Linked DNA regions of Mus musculus: regions 1 and 3 are each linked to region 2. Evidence: chromatin contacts called from ENCODE Hi-C or POLR2A ChIA-PET data. All regions are on one chromosome and are shown on one strand. Each heading gives the region's core, a stretch centred on a gene start or an enhancer-like site at or near the end of the contact. The rest is flanking DNA. Distances are from core to core; before and after follow the strand shown.

Region 1 (2,706 bases), core at 153-2,652, 410 kb after region 2:
CAGGATCCTCTGGAAGAACAGTCAGTGCTCTTAACCACTGAGCAATCTCTCCAGCCTCTCAAAAATTAAAAAAAAAAAAAAAATTATGTGGGGGCTGGTGAGATGGCTCAGCAGGTAAGAGCACTGACTGTTCTTCTGAAGGCCCTGAGGTCAAATTCCAGCAACCACATGGTGGCTCACAACCACCATTAATGAGATCTGACACCCTCTTCTGGTGTGTCTGAAGACAGCTACAGTGTACTTATTTATAATAATAAATAGATCCTTGGGCCAGAGCGAGCAGGGCCAACTGGAGCCAGCAGAGGTCCTAAATTCAATTTTCAACAACCATATGAAGGCTCACAACCATCTGTACAGCTACAGTGTACTCACATACATTAAATAAATAAATAAATCCTTTTTAAAAAATTTATGTGTGTGGCCAGGTGTGGTGGCACATGCCTTTGGTCTCAGCACTTGGTAGGCAGAGGCAAAAGGATCTCCGCGAGTTTGAGGCCAGTATGGTGTACAAAGCGAGTTCAAGATATACAGGGCTGTTACACAGAAAAACCTTGTCTAGAAAAAAACCAAAATAAAGCAATTTATGTGTTTGAATGTTTTGCCTGTTTATATGTTTTGTGCACATGGTGCACATACCTGATACCCGCAGAGGCCATAAAATAGCATCAGATCCCATGGAACTGGAGTTATGGATGGTTGTGAACCTACCACATGAGTGCTAGGAACCGAACCAAGATCCTCTAGCCCAACGCATTCATCTTTAATGTGATATGTTAACTCGGTGCATTAAGTGTGAAGTGTCTGTGTCGTCTAAGATGCAAACTCCCCTGGAGCAGGGATCCTCATTTTGTGCAGTGCGTCTAGAATACTATCAACGAGGACCAGATTGGGGACCAATAAGAACCAGACTGAGGAACCCTGAGACCCAGAAGGCGGGGTCCGGCGCTCGCTCCTCGGCTCACCGCCGGCTGCAGATGATGTAGCTTCTCCACGGCGGCCAGTGAAGCCACAAAGACGGCGGGCTGGCAATGCACTGTGCGGTCCAGGTCCTCCTGGGGCCCCCGCAGGCACAGCTCCAGCAGATCGTAGCCCAGTACCCGGTGCGCGGCCTCGTAGAGCTGCCGCACACGCGGGAGGTGGAGCAGGCCGCTGCCCATGCCGACCGCCTGGCAGCCCTGGCCGGGGAAGAGCAACACGGAGCACTGTGAAGGTGGCCGCCGCCGCGCCACCGCCTCCTGGGCTCCCTCCTCGGCCACGCTGGAGTCCCGCAGCAGCTCCGCCACGTCCACGGCGTCCGGCGGCGGCTCCCGGAGGCTCGAGGCGGCGCGGCGGCCCCAGGAGCGCCAGGCCCACCCGGCCCGAGCTACCCGAGCGCTCATTGCGACGCGCAGAGCCGGTGGTCGTTATCGCTGCGGCTGAGACGCACTGCGGCTGCGCAGCGGGGCGGTCCTTCCTGTATTTCCTGTCGGGTCATCTAGGCAGCCAGTAAAAAAACGTTCCTATGTTACCTACTCATCTTTACCAGCTCTCAAACTATTTGCAGTTGCATGTCGGTCCTGGAGTGGTCCGTGCGTTTCCTTAAACATCTCCAACCAGGAACCGCAGATAGCTTCCATAGTGAGCCTTCAATAGGTATCTACGTACTAAATTGTGCACCACCGTCCAGTAGACCGTGAAAGTGCTGTGGTTGGCTTGGTTTTGCCCATGATTCTGCCAACCGTACTAAGCAAATAGTTCTTGTTGCCTACAAAGCACAGCGAGGTGTCCAAATCATAATAGGAAGCTAGTAAATCTCCGTGCGGTGGAACCAAGTACAAGTCAGATTCGCTTTTTAAATTCCACAGTTTATAGCCGAGTGGTAGTGGCGCACCTTTAATTCCAGCATTTTGAAGGCAGAGGCAGGCGGATCTGAGTTCGAGGCCAGCATCGTCCACAGAGCAGTTCCAGGACAGCCAGGGCTACTCAGAGAAACCCTATCTCAACAAACAAACAAACAAACACATACACACACACACTCAAACAAACATACACACACACACTCAGAGAAGCTCTGTCTCAATAAATAAATAAATCCTCAGTTTACAAACAAGGAGACAAACGTCGTAAAGATTGTGTACTATATGGTTAGTCACAGAATGGCACTGGAAGTTGTGCTTATGCAGTCTCTGAGAGCTATTGTGAGTCTGGGTCACACTGATCCTTACCTGAGCCCTGCACCCCTTTTCCAGAACTCTGATCTGTTCTCATTTCCTGCCAGTCTCTGCTAAGGTGCCCAGGAAATCCATCCCCGCCCCCACCTCAATACTCACCACAGCCTTTACAATGAGAAGATCTATTTGGAGGTATGTCTCAGTTTGCTCTGGCTGGCATACCAATGCCATAGACTTAAGGGCTTAATAATCGAAATTATATGTCAGAGTTCTTGAGGCTGAAAAGTCCAAGATCAAGCTCAGCACTTGCAGATTCAGTGTCTGGAAAGAATCTGTTTCATGGCTTGCAGATAACTAACTCTTCTGTATCCAAACCCGGGTGCCCTAGCCCTAACTCTGTTAGTATACAGGCAGTTCCACTGGCCTTCACTCAGGGACCTAGCAACTGCTTACCTCATTACCGGCCTTAGCCAGCTGTGCCAGGTGTGTTACAGCCACCCCAGCTCTCTCCGTCTTTGCATTCCCTCTTTGTTCAGAATGTTTCCTCTTTCTCTTT
Region 2 (2,937 bases), core at 19-2,518:
CAGTTGGTGTCTTAACTGCTGAGCCATCTCTCCAGCCCCAGGAAAACAGTTCCTGACACCTACAGCAGTGTATCTATATGCCTGCTGACCACGGGCCGACTTAACCACTTTTTCACCTGCACATTTATAAAAGCTAGAAATGGCTATCGATGTTTAAGAGTATGTTGAGTCTGACTGTCTCACTTAAGACATCAGGGCATACATCCATGAATGCCAATGCCACCCTCTTGGAACTGTTTTGTCTGTCTTTGCCTGAGGCCAACTCAGTTGGGGCACTCGGTGGCCTTGGGAAAGTCTTTCTCTCTGGCTCCAGCTTTCCCGTTTGTGAAATGCGGAATAAAATAGTTAAGCAACAGCGGAGCGCCTGGAGCACCAGCTACTCAAGAGACTGAGGCAGGAGGATGGATTTGAGATCAGGAGTTCCTGGATAACATGGAGGACGCCGGCTCTCAAAACGGAAACAAACTGGCCTGTCATCTCAGCCCTTGAGAAACGGGAGGAGGAGGGAGACTCTTGGCGTTTTAAGGCCAGCCTCGGAGACGCAGCGAGTTCGAGGCTCGCTCCGGCTATGTGAAAGCCGGCCTCAAGAGAAAACAAAACGATCAGACAACCATTACAGATATCACAGTGAAAGGAACAAGGCGTCTCGCCTATGAAAGAGCTCTTTGCTTAAAACGGGTCGGGCTAAGCACCGTGGCATAGGAGAACCAGCAGAACTGGCCATAAACAGCTCTGGGCTGGCGGCTCCTCCGCTCAACTTCCGCCCTCTTAACTCCCAGGACCTAAAGGCCGAGCGGAGACGGCGCCACCGTGGTCCCCCCGGACCCGATCCTCCGGGGAGCAAGGCCCTGGCCCGCCCAGCCCTCGGCTCGCCTGCGATCGGGCCTCCCGGGCCTCCCGGGCCCAGCAGCCAGTGGACCGACCAGCAGCTGGGCCCGCGCGGCCGGGCCAATAAGGAGCGCGGCGGACGCAGGGGGCGGGCGCAAGCGGCGTCGCCCCCCGGAGCCGCTCCCTCCTCCGCCCCCGAACCCCAAGAAGCAGCGAGGCCCCTACGAGCCTCGAGGAAAAGGGAAAGGGCCGCTCACCGTCCCTTGGCCGCCGTCCCGCGCTTCCGGATGAGCTCGTCCAGCGAGAGATCGGCCATCTTGCGGCGCGCAGCTAGCGGAGAACGGAGGAGAAGCCGACTGCGGCGAGCCCGCCCCGCGGCCGGAGTCAAGAGCGGCTTCCGGCAACCCGGACGGCCAACTCTCGCGACAGCTCAAACGAAAAGCTCGAGACGGAAGGGGTGGAGCCTCTCTCCCCGTGAGCCTTTGCGGTGCTCGCTTCTAATTTGCATGGAGGAGTCCGGAGCCTTATGGGCTCTCTCTCCCCCCTCCTCCTTTTGCTAATGAGGAATTAGAATTATATCGATCATAAACCATTAAAAAGCATTATCAAGAGGACAAGTCTTTTAGTCATACAGCCGATCGGACACTCACCATACTTGTAATGAGAATATAATTTCTTACCCCTGAGGAACGTAGACACGTTCCTCATGCCTTAAACTTATGAGTAAGGAAAATAACGATTCGGGGTGACGCCCGAGTCCTCACTGCTTATGTGAGAAGAATTTTTGAGCGGGTATAGGTTGCAATCTGAGGCGACCCGCCTACTTTGCGGGATGCCTGGGTGACGCGATCTGCCCGACCCCCTAATTCTACAAGAATAGAAAGCTTAGCAGCTCCTCTGAATGGTTGCTCTCAGGTGCTAGTGGTTGCAAGTCGTATGTTGATGCCTGCCTTTGCCCTACCTGGTGTGTGAGCGTGAGCGCGCCCCACCTCTCCAGCCTCTCTCTTACTGTTTTTCAGACAAGATGGGACTGTTGTTCTCCTACTGCTATGTACCTCAATTTCAATTGATCATGCCTGGACATAACTGCCCATGTTGTAAGGTCGTCTACGTTGTAAGGTCGTGCTCAGTTTCTGATGCCTAGACTAGTCACCTTTCCGTTTGCCTCCTGACTGTGTAAATGAGGCAAATGAAGGTGGTCTCTTAACTGACATGTTAGTGTTTGACCTATGGGATAGTTTCTCATTGTTGAGACAGAATTTCTAGAAGCTGGTCCGCTGAGCGGCTAAGAGCACTTGCTGATATTGCAAAGGATCTACCTGGGTTTGGTTCTCAGCACTCACATGGAAGTTCACATGTAACTCCAGTGCCAGGAGATTCAATGCCTTCTTGACCTCCCAGGCTATTGCATACATATACATACATACATACATACATACATACATACATACATATATGTGTATACAGGCAAAACACTCATAAACATAAAAATAGATAATTTTTTCAAAAATAAAAACATGATGCTCTTGGGTCAGTTTCTCATGTTCCCTTGAAAATGTACATGTTGGGGCTGGTGAGATGGCTCAGTGGGTAAGAGCACCCGACTGCTCTTCCGCAGGTCCAGAGTTCAAATCCCAGCAACCACATGGTGGCTCACAACCATCCGCAACAAGATCTGACTCCCTCTTCTGGAGTGTCTGAAGACAGCTACAGTGTACTTACATATATTAATAAAATAAATCTAAAAAAAAAAAAAAAACTATCTGCCATATGGAACATTTAAAAAAAATGTACATGTTATGAAAGGAAGGCCTTCCTAAGAGACAAGAATCAGTTTCCCACAAGAATATTCACGAGCTTGGCTCAGGAATCCCAGGCTACTAGTTTGAAATGCCCTATGACTGAGGCTTTGGCAAAGTGGGGACTTTGATCAACCTGGACTGCCCCCATTCTCAGGACATAGACTCTACAACTGGAACCCCATCCCTGCTGCCAGGGCCTGAACTACAGGTCCACTACCGGGTCAGCCATTAAAAAACAAAACAAAACAGAGCATCAGGGTTCAATGGAAGGCTTGGCAGGATCCAGGAAAACCCTAAGGTTCAGCAT
Region 3 (3,114 bases), core at 444-2,943, 320 kb after region 2:
CAGGGGCAGGCAGATCTCTGAAAAGTCCAAGCCAACCTGGCCTACTCAGTGAGACCCTGCGTCCAAAACAAACCCCTTAAAACTAAGGGCAACCCCCTATCTTCCCCCTAGAAATGCCTGGCCATTAGAAACCTGTACTGGCACTGAGGACTACGGAAAAGCCAATGGCACCTCTCTCTACCAGACAACATGGAAACTTAGATGTGTTTCTTACATACACACACTTTTACACTAATTATTATGGTTGGAAATAACAAACCCTAGCTCCCCAAACAGCATGAACTAAAATACCATTTCTAGTCCAATGAGTCTTTAAAAATCCTGCACAGAGAGAGCAGATCTAATCAGTCAGCTACTCCTCTGTGCTCAGCTACTTTCCCAAGTAATAAATATCCATCAGCCCAATGATCAGTTTCTTTAAAGCCTCTAAACTGCACACATCACACAAGTTTTTCATGTAGTGGCCTCACGGCTAAAGTAGCATAGCTTCACCAAGGAGACTGCCAAACTCTACAGTTCAGTGTAAATGCACAGACTAGAGTGTTCCAGGAAAGTCAGGAGAACCCCCAACTACGCTAACTCTCAAATCCGGACTTCTGTGGAAAAGTGAATCTGAGCGCCCAGGGACGGAAGAGGGAGGCTAACACAGAACCCAGTTCACCTGGCTGATCCCTTCACCAGGGGCTCCAAGCTGACAATCCCAGAGGTGCAAGACCAGAACTTAAGCAAAGTGGAAAACCTGCAGGGGGTAGGAAGGTGTGAGCTCACGTCCACAACTCGGGATTAAATAGATTTACATCAGGACAGTGCAGAAGTGTTTTTGCTAAACCGCTAATGAGTAGCCCTGGAGACTGTCAGCAACCTACTCCCCCTTCATCACTAAACCTAAGGACAGCTGCGGTCAAGGGAAGCCGACAAGGGCCAGGGATGGTGCACACAGCCCGGACCAAAACTATCTTCCCTCAAGGGGCCAACAAGAACGCAGCACCCCTGGGGCGTGTCTACTTCCAGGTCTAACCTCTAAGGCCTTGAGATCCCTAGCCAGCTCCTCTGGATCCACTCCTGGAAAAAAAGAAAAGTGGACCTTCTCAGAGGGGGTCCGCAAGCCTGGGGTCTTTGGGAAGAGAAGAGAACGCGGCTCTAGAGCCCCCACGGGAGGTAGGAGGGAATTGACGATTCGGATCCACTGAGTCTCGAAAACTATGAAAGTCAAAAAGGACAGCATGCAGCCTTTCCTGTCTCGCCTCACACCCCTAGTTCGTGTTCACCGGTCAGGCTTGGCTCTCACCACGGCGGTCACAGAGTGTGGGGAGGACGGAAATGGAAGGCAAGAGTCTGCAAAGCGCCCCATGAGTGCGTCCGCGTGGGACTCGTCCGCTCCGGCCGCCCTTCGGGCCTCCCGGGCTCCGCCCGCCGGCGCGTGGCCCCCCGCGCGCGGACTAGAAGTTTCGAGCGGCGCGGCCCCGCGCGCTCGGCCCCAGCGCGGCCTGACAGGGGTAGGCGCGGCCACCGACCCGTGTCCCAACCGTCGCGGCGCACCCCTCACCTCGGCCGCCGTTCGCCTCGGGTCCCACTGAGCACGCCGCCCCGGCCGGGCTGCGACTCCGACCCCTTCCCGTTCCGCTCCAACCGAGCTCCCCGGCCCTGCCCAGACCCGCCGCAGCCGCTTCTGCCGCCAGCCGCGACCGCGCCGCCCCCGCCGCGCCCGCTGTGCTCGCCCTATTGGTTGCCTGCATCCAGACCCCGCCCTTCGGCCCAGCGGCGCTCCAGATTGGATAGTCTAAAGCGGAGGCGGCACGCCCCCCCAGAAGCTAAAGGAACTACCTTGGGCTAGCATTAGCGGCCTTTCCTGTCAGTCAAACGAGGAGCTACTACTTAAGCCGCTGAGAGGCCAACACGGGTCACTCCCTGGGAGACGCCCAAAGGACCGGGACTAAAGGACTTTTTTTTAAAGTGGGCCAGAGTTTTGTGGTTTCCCTAGCACCCAGAACAACTGCGGTCCCTGATCTATAATTCAGATAAGGTGGACTTTGAGAAAGTTTCCTCGGATCTGGAGAAATTGCTACTTTTCTAGAGGACCCGGATTCCATTCCAAGTACCTAGTACGTAGAGGCTTACCCTGATCTGAAATTCCAGTTGGAGGGTTATCTGTCTGACGCCCTCTTCTGGCCTTTGTTGGTACCAGGCACGCACGAGGTACAGACATGCTAACACTCATACACACAATTTTTTTTTTTTTTTAAAGAAAGTTTCCTCCAAGCCAGGGATGGTGGCGCACGCGTTTAATCCCAGCACTCAGGAGGCAGAGGCAGGTGGATCTCTGCGTTCATGGCCACTGTGGTCTACATAGTGTGTTACAGGCTAACCAAAAACACAAAAAAGAAGAGGAAGTGGGGTGGAGAGACTTCCCTCCAGAGGATGCCGATATGGCCATCAGAGCACCAGACAATATACAGACTTTCTGCTTCTCACATAGCGCTGCCAGATAGGAGGTTGGCCCTATGAGCAAAGAGAAATAATGAGCCAAAACGGCTAATACCTCGCTGAGCACTACCTCACACAGTCCCGGCCAGGAGGACAGTAAGCGATGCGTGGGTGAGGGTCTGAGAAACTGACAGCAGGTAACTTTCTGGGAACTGTATGGAGTAAAGAGTAAATGGTGGCAGACAGTGGCTAGTGTCTGTAATCCCAGTACTCAAGAGGCGGATACAGGAGAATGGCTGAGAGCTCCAGGCAGCCTACGCAACCGAGTAATTGGAAGAAAGAAAGAAAAAAAGGTAAGGTCAGCCTGGAATATATAGTAAGACCCTGCCTCAACCTCCCTGCAAACAAAACAAAACAGAAAAGGCAGATGTAGTAGGTAGCACTTGGAAGGTAGAACAGGAGGGTCAGGAGTTCAAGGTCATCCCCAGCTACACAGGAAGTCCAGTTTTCAGGCTGGACATAGTGGTACCTGCCTGTAATCTCAGCATTTAGGAGGTAGAGGCAGAAAGATCAGGAATTCACAGTCATCCTCAACTGCATAGAGAGTTCAGGTCAGCCTAAGCTATATGAGACCTTGCCCCTCCCCCACCCAGAAAATATAAAATAACCTCCCCCACTCATATCCTTACA

What was found. Hi-C counts contacts between places; a loop is a spot of excess contacts on that map. ChIA-PET counts read pairs that join two places held with the same protein, here RNA polymerase II (POLR2A).
Region 1: POLR2A ChIA-PET joins it to region 2 with 15 read pairs in Patski. The contact joins the promoter of Mcat here to the promoter of Poldip3 in region 2. POLR2A ChIA-PET finds 5 or more read pairs at or near these places in 4 of 5 experiments (Patski and embryonic stem cell).
Region 3: a loop to region 2 is called in a map of T-helper 2 cell, with 2.0 times the contacts of the local background. The contact joins the promoter of Pacsin2 here to the promoter of Poldip3 in region 2. A Hi-C loop is called at or near these places in 1 of 37 maps with a recorded cell type or tissue (T-helper 2 cell). POLR2A ChIA-PET finds 5 or more read pairs at or near these places in 4 of 5 experiments (Patski and embryonic stem cell).

Annotation. Positions count from the first base shown.
Region 1 is chr15:83,554,309-83,557,014 of GRCm38, forward strand. Mcat (malonyl CoA:ACP acyltransferase (mitochondrial)) reads right to left here and starts at 1,403. Exons shown (of 4, transcript NM_001030014.2): 1 at 963-1,403. The coding sequence starts at 1,379.
Region 2 is chr15:83,148,110-83,151,046 of GRCm38, forward strand. Poldip3 (polymerase (DNA-directed), delta interacting protein 3) reads right to left here and starts at 1,269. Exons shown (of 9, transcript NM_178627.4): 1 at 1,086-1,269. The coding sequence starts at 1,144. Rnu12 (RNA U12, small nuclear) reads left to right here and starts at 1,536; the gene lies at 1,536-1,685.
Region 3 is chr15:83,462,913-83,466,026 of GRCm38, forward strand. Pacsin2 (protein kinase C and casein kinase substrate in neurons 2) reads right to left here and starts at 1,694. Exons shown (of 11, transcript NM_001159509.1): 1 at 1,547-1,694.